Linked DNA regions of Homo sapiens: region 2 is linked to region 1. A link is an interaction called in ENCODE POLR2A ChIA-PET data of the cell type or tissue named here. Cell type or tissue: OCI-LY7. All regions are shown on one strand. Links, peaks and the distances in the headings refer to the core of each region. The heading gives the core; the rest is flanking DNA.

Region 1 (6,763 bases), core at 1,068-6,067:
AACCTTATTAAAATCAGTTGGACAAAAACTCTCTAGATACAGAAATACCAAAGTGACATTTATAAATATGGTTTGGTTAAAACTGACATTTTTGGGGGACTTTCTGGACATATTACATTTAAAAACAATGAAGAATTTATCTAAAATAAGTGTTAACTCAGGAGTCTATAGACAAAGATATGTCATACAACTTAACAATGTAAAGTGATATGTGGAATCACTTTCTCTTCGACCTTGGCTATCTCTGCACAAATAAATGGGCTTAATTCAGGCAAACAATGTGTTATTTGAAGTAAGAAGGTAAAAAGAAATTCAGTTAGTAACGGATCATTTGACTCAAACTGACATTTAAGGTATCTCAATTCAACCATTTGTTTTTCTTCATATTCAACTCCGTATGTATACGCACCCCAGGTTTTTCTTTTGCAGAAGAAGGAGTTAAAAATAAGGCATTAAAATATAGAGGATGATATTTCTACACCATTGATTATTTAAATCTGTGGCTCTATATAAAAGTAGCTTTTTTTTTTTTTTTTTTTGAGATGAAGTATCGCTCTTGTTCCTCAGGCTGGAGTGCACTGATGCGATCTCAGCTCACTGCAACCTGCGCCTCCCAGGTTCAAGCAATTTTCCTGCCTCAACCTTCCGAGTAGCTGGGATTACAGGCACCTGCCACAGCCTCCCGAGTAGCTGGGATTACAGGCACCTGCCACAGCCTCCCGAGTAGCTGGGATTACAGGCACCTGCCACTATGCCCAGCTAATTTTTGTATTTTTAGTAAAGACAGGGTTTCACCATGTTGGCCAGGCTGGTCCCAAACTCCTGACTTCAGGTGATCTGCCTTCCTCGGCCTCCCAAAGTGCTGGGATTACAGGCGTGAGCCACTGCGTCCAGTTTAAAAGTAGCTTTTTAAGAGAGAACACCCTTAGCCATCTCTGGCTGAATTGGAGGTTATGTTGTCCCAGGTTAGTATAAGTCTTTCTTTGTACATGATAACTATTACAGGATTTATCTCCTGAAATTTAATGCTTCTCTTTGACATTCAGGATTAACATGTATAGAACCACCCTTTTCATCTCTATCCCCTTTCTCTCCTACAGCTCTGATTTAAAATAAATTGGAACCAAAACATACCCAGGTGATTATGAGAGCGATTCCAACATACTTTAAGAGTAAGGTCCCACAGCTGCAACTTCAACTTGCCTATTTATATTACATTAGACACCCATCAGAGGTGATTGAACATTGGCAGAAAATTAATCAACTCTGTTCCATTAAATGGTCAGTTTGCTGCAGCTCAGGAAAGCTGGCCCCATTTCCTTCGTGTCTCATTATGTTCTCATCTGAAACTTGTATAGTTTTCATTCGGATTGTTGCAATTTAAAATACTCTGATAAATGCCTAGTTGTGTCCGTATTATTTACGGATCACCCTGGTTAAGATACTGAGTGAACTAAATTTGCAATGCAGAAATCATTGCACAGGTAGAAATCATAATGAATTGCAAAAGTAGTGAGGATCTTCAGGGTGCTTTGGGTCTTCCCACCTCTAGCTTTCTTTAGCAATACACTTCTTTTGGCACTTTACAATATGTGTATGTATGTGTAATAGATAGCCATCTATTTATAAACTAGGGTACTTGTTTTAAAAACCTGATTTAGATTAAGAATAAGATTAGCTGGCTTTAAAGCTCTTATACATAAGTACCTCACATGGTTAACAATCACTGTGGGCTAGCTCTAAGTCTGGAATAATCTGTGATTTAGAACCTTCCTCTTGCTGTATTCTGACTTAATCTGCTCAGTTCTTTGCTTTTTCCATGTCCACCTACACACCACTGTCCATTTTCCTGCAACCTTTTTGCTGTCAGTCAAGTGACAGCCTTGGATAGAATCTTTGTGTGCCAAGACCTCCTGAGGCCCAGCACCACATTTAGATGGAAAAAGCGAGGGGTGGCAGAAACACAAGGGATTCTTCAAACGCTGGGGGTGGGAGACTATTAGTGGGAGGTTTTTGGTGTATAGCTCCTTCAGAAACTGCTTTCTCAAACACACACAAAAATGCAAACACATATACCAAACCCCCACATCTGCAGCCTAGCACCAGTGTAATGTAAAATCATCCTGGAAGTCAACCATTCCAAGACTTGTTGAGGCAAAGAATAAAGCACCCTTGCTGTACTTTAACAGGGGTTGGAGCCCAAGAATAGCCCTAGTTTCTATCCTAATGTGAGTGATCCGATGTGTCTAGATTTCCCTTTCTTGGATTGACTGACTCTTAGCTGACCTGTAAGTACTAACATCTCTTCCTAAAATTACTTGGGAACATTTGTTTTTGCTAATTGGAGAGAAGCAGGAGGAATGTTCTGCTTATTACTTTGTACAGGTTTCACCCTGTATAATTTAATGTCTTAATATTGAAGGGAGGTTGCATCTTATAATACGAAGCCACACTTTTAAGACCTTTCTATTTGTAACAGTGCATTACTTCCCTGAAAAGTCAGATAGGTCATTAATACAAATTAGGTTTTGATCTCTAGAAAAAGAGCCTGAATTGAGGCATAGGCCTTATTTTTATTACTTTGTTTTTAGTTGGTGCCATCTGCATTCTGATTATAGAGTCTCTTAAATTTGACTTCATATTCCTGATCAGCTAAAGTTACAGGATCTTTATACAAAATGTTCCAAGTTTTTTCACTAAAACTACCAGCAACCTGATATTCTCTAAAAATAAAGAGATTATTTTCACCTTGTCATTAGAAATAAAATATATTTGCTTCTGTCTCAATTAAGGCACATGTCACCTGAAATATGTAATACGTTATAAGATAATAATATACTAAAATGAACTTTTTACATTAGCCATACTCAAGTTTTACTTTTCTTGTGTTTCTATTTCTGGGTTTCTTTTATTGGAGATAAGAAGGTATGAAAGTAAAAACTGTGAATGATATAAATTTGAATATTATGGTTTATCTACCTATATAAATTGTCTGTTTTGCCGTCTGTCTCTTACAACAATTGAGTTTCTCATCTAGCAAGGCAAAAGGCAAGCAGCAGTAGTTATTCAGGGGCAAGAGTATAACCAATAAACCTGAGCAAATAACTTTATAACCCTGGAGCTTATTTGAGATGTTAACACAGATGCTTGGCAAATCCATGGGGAATGTTTGGCAAATGTTTGATTCACCAATGCCTTAAACTTGTTAAGCATAAAGCTAATAATTACCAAGAAAATAATTTTGTGATTTTTTTTCTGAACATAATCTCTAAAAACAGTGCTTCTTTTTAATACTTAGTATAAAAATAGAAAAGGCTATGAAATGCAAAGAAGGCAAGAAGGCTGGGAAATTATGTGCACACACACACACACACACACACGACTGAAGTGTGGCAAAGATAAAGCTTTTAACATTTAAAATTAAAGCCATATTATTGATTACTCAGTTTACACAGATTCTTTTTCAAAGATAATTTACATATTTATAATTCTGTAATATGTTTTGCTATTCGTATTCTGATAAAACACATGCAGAATTTAAATCTAGTATCATTTAGTGTTCAACTTTTTTGACGGTTGATTAATTTTCAAAATGATGAAATTGTTGAGAATAAATGAAATAGTACTCGGAATTAGTATTTTAAAGCTCTGGAAACTCCCAATAAATTATACTTGGTTATGGATAGATATTGGCTTTTAGTAAGTTGTCTTCTTTAGTAAGATAAAGCCAAGAATAATATTGGTCTTTAGAATTCAATTTGGGTTGGTTTGGTGTATTTCAATACAAAGTGTACCCGGAGATTATCTGTACAAATATCACACATGTGCACACACAGGCACAAACTCACACAAACCCAGAAATACTCTGCAAGCCACAGAGGTTCATTATTTCCAAAGAATATGCCTGCTAAGTAATACTTCTTAGCTTCTAACTCAGAATAAAAGCAATTTATATAAAGGAGGGGGAAGGATGTTGGTTATTAAAGAAAAAATAGACTTAATTAAAGTCAGCACCTGTATACAATTGCCTCTTTAAGCCTCAAGATAAGTTATTGATTTTCTTTTTTAAATCCATATTATTAAATTTCTCTTTAATTCTTTCTTTACCGTGGAATACATATATTTTTTTTCAATGTATGTTCAGTGTATTTCATTTGGGAAATAATAATCATAAAAATAAGTTTCTGAATGTATACAGTATAGAGGGATATTTCCCTATATATATTTTCATAAATGATTAGTCTGTAACTAATCCATGAAATAAAATTAAAGTAGCTGATGGTGAAAAATTTCCCAAAACTTTGGGAGGTTTACTTTTTTTCTGTGCTCACATAGAATTTGCATTGACTTTCTTTATGGGGTCCAATCATTATAGCCATTGAAGGAACAAATTTAGATTTTCATGAAGTTACTTGCTTGCTGCCACACGAAAGTGAATGGACTTGTGTTATATCATATTGGACAAATGTGCCCACTTCTGTAAACAGGATATCTCATTACATTTCCTATTGTCTCTGCAGTCAACTTTGGGTTTCAGGAGCTTGAGGACTGTTTTCCAAAGCTGCAGACATTTGCTGCTGCTTCTAGCTGGTTATTTGCCCCCAACAAAGAGAGGAAAGGCATAAATCCCCAAACAAACACAAATAGCTTAGCTGATTGTTAGCAACTGTGCTTAAAAGTTTGATGGTTTTGAATAGCCAATTGGTGGTTAAAATGAGGTTTAGAGAAGCTAGGGCTATTCCATTTTTACCTTTGTTCTCACTTTTTCCAGGAATCAAAGATAATTTAAAATTGGCTGAACTTTAAAAATATTCTCAGAATTAAGCATTATCTAAAAATTGATTTCTTCTTGGATATGGCATAGAAGACTCACACACAGATGTAATGTTGGCGGTTTTGACCATTTGAGAGTAGCCTTGATTGCCCATGACATGTGATTTGTAACTTTATTGAGACTCACATTTGATTTCAGTGCTTTAAGGCCAAAATAGGGGAGGCAATCATTTGGAAGACCCTCATTGATCATTTGAATTCAGCTCTTCTCAGCTCTCATGTTCTCTGCTTCTCATCTCGCACACAGTAATTCTCTTTACTTTTATTACATTCTAGGAGGGAAATGTATGTCTACATGAGAGTTTCAGTTTCTTCATCTCTAAAATGGGGCTAACAATAGTGACTAACTCAGGACTGTTTTAAGAACTAAGTGAGACACTCTATATAAAGTCATAAACAGAGTGCTTGACACAAAATAATTGGTTGCTGTTAATATTTTTGCACCTTAATTTGTGATTCAATGGGTGAAGTCACAGGTAATTACAGTAAATCGTTAAAAAAAAGAACCATACATTTTTATTATTTAATATAATTGAAAGTTTTTTAAAAGAGTCTCACAAGTACTTTTCTACTGAAGAGTACTGTTCCCATTTGTCATTAGTCTTTTTTCTTTGTTCTTTTATTATAAATTGACAATTTATAATTGTATATATTTATGGGGTACAAAGTGATGTTATGACTTATGAATACAATGTGGAATAATTAAGTTAAGTTAATTAACATATCTATCAGCTCAAATGCTTATCATTTTTTGGGATGAAAACATTTGAAATTTACTCTTGTCGTAATTTCAAAATGTGCAATACATTATTATTAATTATATTAACCATGCTATGCAATCAATTAAAGAAAACACTTATTCCTCCTGTCTAACTGAGATTTTGTACCCTTTGTCAAGCACTTTCTTTTCTTTTTTTTTTTTTGATACAGAGTCTTGCTCTGTCACCCAGGCTGGAGTGCAGTGGCACGATCTTAGATCACTGCAACCTCTGGCTCCCAGGTTCAAGCGATTCCCCTGCCTCAACCTCCAGAGTAGCTGGGATCTCAGGCACACACTACCACACCTGGCTAATTTTTGTATTTTTAGTAGAGACGGGGTTTTACCATGTTGGCCAGGCTGGTCTCGATCTCCTGGCCTCAAGTGATCCACCTGCCTTGGCCTCCTAAAGTGCTGTGATTACAGGCGTGAGCCACCGCGCCTGGTCTCAACATTTTCTCATTCTCTCCACCCCCCAGGCTCTGTAACCATCATGCTACCCTTTGCTTCTATGAGTTTGATTGTTTTAGATTCCACCTATGAATGAAAATATTCAGTATTTGTTTTTCTGTGCCTGGCTTATTTTACTTAGCATAATGTTCTCCAATTCCACCCACAATGTTGCAAATGACAGAATTTCCTTCTTTTTAAGGGCTGAATAGTATTTCATTCTGAATACATGCCACATTTTCTTTATCCATTCATCTATTGATGGACACTTAGGTTGATTCCATAACTTGGGTATTGTGAATAATGTTGCAATGAAGATAGGAGTGCAGACATACTGATTTCAAACCTTTTGGATAAATACCCAGAAGTGGGATTTCTGGATAACATGGTAATTCTAATTGCAGTTTGTGAGGAACTTCCATACGGTTTTCTATAATGGCTATACTAATTTATATTCCCACCAACAGTGTAAAAAGGTTCCATCTTCTCAACATTGTTATTAGTCTTACCAGAGACGGCTGCAATGTTAGTCCATCGGGAATCATCTCCTTCCCATGCACTGTCTCTTTCAGAGATTAATTTGTTTTTATATTTAGTATTTTATGTTAGACTTTACCTGTTGCAGAATGCATGGGTGTATGTGTGTACATGTGTGCAAGCTGTCTCTTTGCCTGGCTATCAGCGTGAGCCACAGCTTCTTTTCACATCTTTTCACATCTGAAA
Region 2 (6,763 bases), core at 1,013-6,012, 440 kb before region 1:
GAGTCTGACACATAGTCAATGTCCATTGATTATAACATGCCCATTGCATTAGCCTGGCACATAGAAGGAATTCAACACATATTTTCAGGATGAATGGGTGAATAAAGGCCTGAAAAATGTGAAGTTCATGTGCGTTCCTCTTGCCACTAGTTCTGGACCCATTCCATCCCCCAAATTTTCACAAGAATAGAAGTGATAATGTACACTGAAATTCATCAATGTGAATGATTTTAAATTGCTTCATATTTACTCACATCCATTGCCAGAAAGGTTTTAGGGATAACTAGCTCACAGAGATAAAACAAACAAAAAAAAACAAAGAGAAAGCAATACAATTTATTGTCCATTAGCAAAAGCCTTATTTCAGTTGGAAAGCTGAATGTCCTAGCAGGTGGCTCTTCCAGAAAGAAAACCACAATAACAACTAATCCACAATTAAATTAAAATGAGATCTTCATTAATATATAAAGCTAGGGCTGTCCATCACTGTCACTTATTTTACTCTGAGCTGTTTGATATCTAAAGACTACTTGTGTAAACCGAATTGATAACCAGGTCATTATACCAACTAACTGGGGCAATCACGCTCCCTGATCCCATTGTTTATGGCAGAGACTTATGGATACTCCTTCAAATCTATATCGTCTTATTTATCCTGAGCACACAGCTAGACTACATTTCCCAGGCTTCATTGCAGTTAGTTATTGCTACAGACTAAATACTAACTAGTCAATGCAAAGTGAGTAAAAATGAAATGCATCACTTTCAGGTACGGTCCATTGAAACCTCCTGCTAACCATGCCCACATTTCCCTCTTTCTGGCTAAAAGAATAGAGACAACCTCAGGGTAACCTTAGAAACTACATGGTGAAGATGGCTGCACTTCTCTAATCCTGAGTTCCTGAATGCCTTTGTAGAGGTCAACAATTTCACCAACCTATTTATCTATGTATCTGCCTTGTTATGTGAGCAAGAAATAAACTTCTATTATATTGAATCATAATACATTTGGTGGTCAATCTGTTATGGAAATTATTCTGCTCTATGAATACACTGAAAAGAAACAGGTTTTCTCTATCAATCACCACCCCCAGAAGTGAAAGAATTATAAAAGCAACCAATATCAAAGTGGGTACTCAGCATATACATAATCCTTCAGTTGTTTTTATCTTAGAATTCCTTATCCTTACAACACTTTCAGACCAAATTTAGAAATTTTCCATCAGCATTTGTTTTCTCACATTTTATAGTGCCTCAATACATATTACACTGAGCATTATTTAAACTAATACTAAGATAATTATTCATAATCATTTCCACATTTCTGTGATCAATCCTAAGAGTTGCTTCCTTAAAAATTTTGCAACCAATACGTGTTTTAAGAATCTTTATACTCTTCCTTCACTCCATCTGATGAATTACTTGAAAGCAGGGACAAAGTATTTTATCTATGAATGTCCAGTACATAGAACAATGCCTGGCATATAGGGGAGCACTCAGCAGGTATCAAGCTCCCTGCAATTAGAGAAGCATAGCCATAGGAAATATATTTTATTATTAACTCAACGTTTCTATACTTTTAGTCAATCAATGCCATATAATGTATATAAAATGGTCACACAGTAATAATGCAAACTTTAAATTTATGCCTAGTGTTCCATTATTGGAATGCTAAGCATGTTGGAGTTATTTATATCCTACTGCTCAAGGTCATCCCCAAGGTCTGATTTTGCAGTTCAAAAAATTGCAAACTCAGGGATAAATGGATTAAAGAACAGGATAAATGAAACAAAAGAAATGGCCTCTCCTCTTAATAATAATCTCCAGGAAAGGCACAACACCATAGTGGTACTGATTTGCAGGAGGCAACCCCAGTAAAGGGCATGAGCCAAATGGAGGAAGATTCTAGCCTCCTCTGGTTTTGTGCCCAGTGTATTTGCACACCTTGCTAGTTCTAGTGTTGTTCTTAAAGGCTATTTTAAGACTCAGCAGCTGTAAGTCTTTTTTTTTTTTAAAGAAGCTTTTCTAAGCCTTTTTGTTGCACAAAGAAAAAGCTGTTTCTCAAAAAATAAAGAGTTGCTGAAAGCCAGAAGCTTTTGATTTAATAGAAAACTCCAAACTCATCAATTTTAATCAATGCTTAATTGGGAAATCTCAGGATCTTAGGTTTTGTATATTTCTTAACATCCAATGTTTTGAAGATTATTTAATTAAATCAGCTAACCTGAAAAAGAAATAATAAAGAGTCAAGGAGAAAATACAGAGAAATGTCTCAGGGCTTACATAGAGGATTCTTTTATTCATTGCAAAAGCTGCAGGTTCACAGGCCTGTAATCCAAGGAAAATTAGTTCATTCATCTTTAACCATAGGCATAGATGTGCCTCTCATATTTTTACCCTACGTACACTAATTCATAACTGTCAATCAACTTTTAAAACCTTGATTATGTCTGATGGTCTTGGTGAGGTTAGCTGGCCACATTATAAAATCCTACTAAAAATCATTATATTTCCTTCAATGTCAATGCTCACCACCTAAATGGAATCTTCATTTCAAATTCATACTCCCTGTTCACTACAAGTCAATATGAGGGGTTTTGTAATTATTGTGAAAGTAATATACACTTATATGAAAGTTTTTAGAGAAGAGAAATAACCAATTTCAATTAGTAAAGCAATTGAAATTCATAAGTTTCCTTAATCTTCTTGAAAGTTTTAGTAGTTTATGTTCCTTATTTAATATGGCAGAAAATTTATTCACTAACTTCTAAAACATTTCGGATTTTGTACAGGAGCTCAGCCTTGACTACAAATGACTTGCACATCTACTCCAACTGTTCAACTTAGTGACTACATGCGGATGTCACTGTATTTTCAATCTGCTTTTGAAAGCAAAAGTTATCATGCTTGACCTTGTATTATGTACACATACTGTTTTATTTTTTGTTTGATGAGGTTTTACTACTGTTTCTTTGTTTAATAAAAAATTTATCTCTAACATTTTGTGTTAGGTGATTAAAAATTACATCTCCTAGTTTCACATTTTAAAATCTGTAAGTTGTAGAATAAAACATTTCCCTCTTACCCCTTTTTCTAATCCATTGTCCCCACTTCCCAGGTACCTGCTACGATTCATTTCTTGCATATTCTTCCAGAGCTTCTTTGTGCACATACAAACAAATGCAAAATACCTATTATTATTTCTGCATTTTTGACATGAATGTTCACAGGCTCTACATACTCTTTGGTATCTTTATTCTCATCCTTATGAAGGAACACTTTGAATATTACTCATAATATCTGAAACTTTCTCCTCCAGATATTTTTAATAACAAAATTATTTAAAGAAGAAGAAAACAATGAAAAGCAAAACACTGTATAAAAGGCAAAAAAGGAAGTGAAATTCTAATGTTGAGACAGAGCAAAAAAACTCTTGGCAGGCAGGCACCTACACGATGATTCCGCCTCTTCCACCAGCTGCTGGCTCCCTTAGATGAACCACCAAGGTTAATTTTTTAAATTAAGGTATAAACAAGAAGCACATTTGTTAAAAAGCCATCTAACAAATATTGGATGGGCATCTACCTACTTTGTAACAGTCCACTGCTAAGGAAGATTACAGTAGAATAAATGGAAAATCTCTTCTCACAGAGTTTATATTCTAGTGGGAGGAGTTGAATTACTTGAGATGGGTGGTGAGGGAAGGTCTCTGTGTGGGCAATATTTCAGCTAGTTCATCGGGAGACCTGTGGGCAGATAGTGTCTGGTGAAAAGAATCATGAAAGTTAAGGAGACAAATAAAATGGCAGCAGTGCTTAGGAAACAAGATTGAGAAGCAGGCACTGTCCAGCTCTGATAGGAATTGTGGTTCTTGTCAAGGAGGTAGATTCTTTCACAAGCGTGATGGGAAGCCATTGGATGTTTTTAAAGCGGGAAATGACATGTCCTTATTTTCTCTAGGATCATGTTCATAAATGAACTCCTTATGATACTTTTGGTAATTGAGTTTTCATGTACAGGATTTGAGATAGAAAAAGAAAGTCTTATTAATGTGACTTTCCCAAGAACCTGTAGAGAAGGCAAGACTCACATCACCTTTCCCTTATAAATGCTGATGAAATTTAACAATCTAACCTCTATCCCCTCCATCGTCAGGGCCTCTCTGATTGTTTCATAAAATGCTGTAATCCAATCATGTTTGAATCTTGGCATCTGCTATGATCAGTCATTTTGACTATCACAGTAACTCTTTATCCATTAGCTTTTCAGATAGGGAAAATTAAGCTGTAAACTTATAGATCAATAGAAATGATCTAGAGGTTTATGTCTCATATTCTACAGAAATTGATATACTTATGGTGATTTAAAAAACTCAGTGGTTCTCTAAGAACCAAGAGTCACATTATTGAATCAGATCTCTTTAGAAAATCTAAACTTTTCTATTTTACTACATATCTAGCAAATAAAAGATATCCATGAAATAAAGTGTAGGGATTTTATTCCTAGGAAAGGATGATTTTCAGTTTGCTGATAAGATAAACATTACTGGAATATGCTTGTGTTGATAATAAAGATATGCCTCCATAAGTCAGTCTAGAGCAAAAGGACCCAAAGGCATGTATTCCTCAAGACAAAAAACAATTCAAACTATTTTCCAATAATGGGAGATTTATTTATCATCTCTGAATTTCTATTAGTTTGCTAATGATAGCATTTCTTCTGCCAAATAGTGTAGCAATTAAAAGCATTAAGATAAGTTAAGGTAAAATCTGTACATGTACATGTATACCCTTCTCTTCCAAATATTAGATTATGTTTTTAGGTAGAAGATCAAATTGAATGCAATGCTTCATTCATAAGGCAGTATGGCAATGTAGTTATAGAAACCAATAATTTCTAGTCCTTGACATCTGCAAGGCTGTGTATGTGTATGTATTCACTCATTTAAGCTGATATTGTTTCTACTATGACTCGCACACTGTGGTAAGCACTGGAGCACAGCAGTGAATGAGACAGACAAGACCCCTACCACCATGTGGCTTACATTCTAGCGAAACCACATTATGAAATGTATTGCTCATGCAAATTGCACATGTACATTTGTCCTATATTTCTTTTCATTCCATACTTAAAATTAAAATACTTCAAAAAAATTGTAGTCATCATTCTACCCCACTTTAGTTTGATAGGCTCCAATCTCTTAAGAATGAAAAGATATGTAGGCTTATAATAGTTGATAAATACATTTTTAAAGAATATGTTCAAAAATTTTGTAAGTATCTAAAAATGTCCAAGCAAGAAGTTCAGTGGATTTAAAATATCTTGAGATGTTCCCCCTCCCTGCTCCTCCATTTGTGTTTTTTTAAAAAATTCCTTACATAGACATATCTATAAGTATATATGGAACAAGATAATGACTATTTTTATATCAGGTACGAAAAGCATAAAATTAAATCCCTAAAGACAAGCACCATTTTCATGGATTTGTTACAGTTTTAGAGTCATGTTTAACAGTTTGTTTTTTAACCTGTTTGTGCTCCCTATTCTTCCCTTACTGTCACCTTTTCTCAAAGGTGAGGTAGGAGGAGAGAAGAAATACAAAAGATGTGGTGTTTTTTTTTTCCTTTTTAAAGAAAAAAGATGAACCTTTTTCCATGACAATGACTTATCTGGCCTCAGTCTAGACCACCCTATAAACAAAATGATCAATTGATTCTAACGGCAATAAGATTTTTCTCTGGCCACTGAGTCTGATCTCAATGTATCACTCGATCAAAACTTCCAAAACAATTATTGAATTATAACAGGTACTGGTCTTAGGTCACCACAGCCTACAAACTCAACTCCATCTGCATCTTCACCACAGATGCCATGAGAAATGTGGAGTCCACACGTTAGATTTCCAGTTCCTACACTACTTGATGTTATATTGAGAATATATATATATAAATATACATGCAAACGCAAGCTGACTTTCCTTCAGAACGGTAGCTAAATACGTGACACAAACCAGTATTGGTATCATAAATAGTAACATGACTAGAAACTTCTCCAACACTCAAAGCAGCAGAGGAATTCTTATTCAAAGGCGTGTCTTAATGTCCTCAGACTTTTCAGATGACCTCCAAATGCACTGTGAATTATTGAAGAGGAGGCCTTCCCCAGTTTCCTAATGAGTCAGGGTCAGGTATCAGCAGGATTAAGAGTAGAAGGGCAGAGAACCTGAAAAACTACAACAGCAACACACTATCAAACCAAATTCTTTGGAGAAAACAATAAGGATGCAGGTATAAGTCACTACCAACTATTCATGTCTATCAATTTTCTTAATCTCCCTATACCCAGTTTAGAAAAATACTTTCCCATCAATCAAAATAGATCACTTAATCCATTCATATGCATGGGAGTTTGCTCCTTGACTTGGAAAGAAGAGAGAAGGATCTGGTGATGAGAGATTAGGAGAGGAGTGAGAAGGTTTAGACTTCATCTCTCACTGTGAATGGCGGAATTGTTCTAACTAACTACAGTAAGAGGAAAGCAGAGGCCAACGTTAATAGTGTTACTCAGAGATTTCATGTAGAACTAGTTAGAGGGTCATCTCTAGGGTCTTTAACTGAGTGTGGAAGAACACAAATCTCTTTCAGTCTTGCATATGTCCTGTGATAACTGAGTACCTAGAGTTTGGGAAGCTTTGGGGGCACCCAGGGACATTGGAATTACCAGCACCATGGCCATGGAGAGTTTCCTAAAGAGTGTCAGTAGG

What was found. ChIA-PET counts read pairs that join two places held together with the same protein. Peaks named below come from ENCODE experiments on the same cell type or tissue, not always from the same donor. Only the 100,000 strongest peaks of a DNase experiment are listed, where the experiment ranks them.
Region 2: POLR2A ChIA-PET joins it to region 1 with 5 read pairs; 2 of 35 experiments call an interaction of 5 or more read pairs at or near these places.

The regions. Positions count from the first base shown.
Region 1 is chr2:221,579,079-221,585,841 of GRCh38, forward strand. No RefSeq gene overlaps it. Among named protein-coding and RNA genes, the nearest start is that of EPHA4, 10 kb to the left of the region's middle. In OCI-LY7, for the core only: no CTCF peak of the experiment used is centred there; no DNase peak of the experiment used is centred there.
Region 2 is chr2:221,134,149-221,140,911 of GRCh38, forward strand. No RefSeq gene overlaps it. Among named protein-coding and RNA genes, the nearest start is that of EPHA4, 430 kb to the right of the region's middle. In OCI-LY7, for the core only: no CTCF peak of the experiment used is centred there; a DNase peak (open chromatin) is centred at 3,453.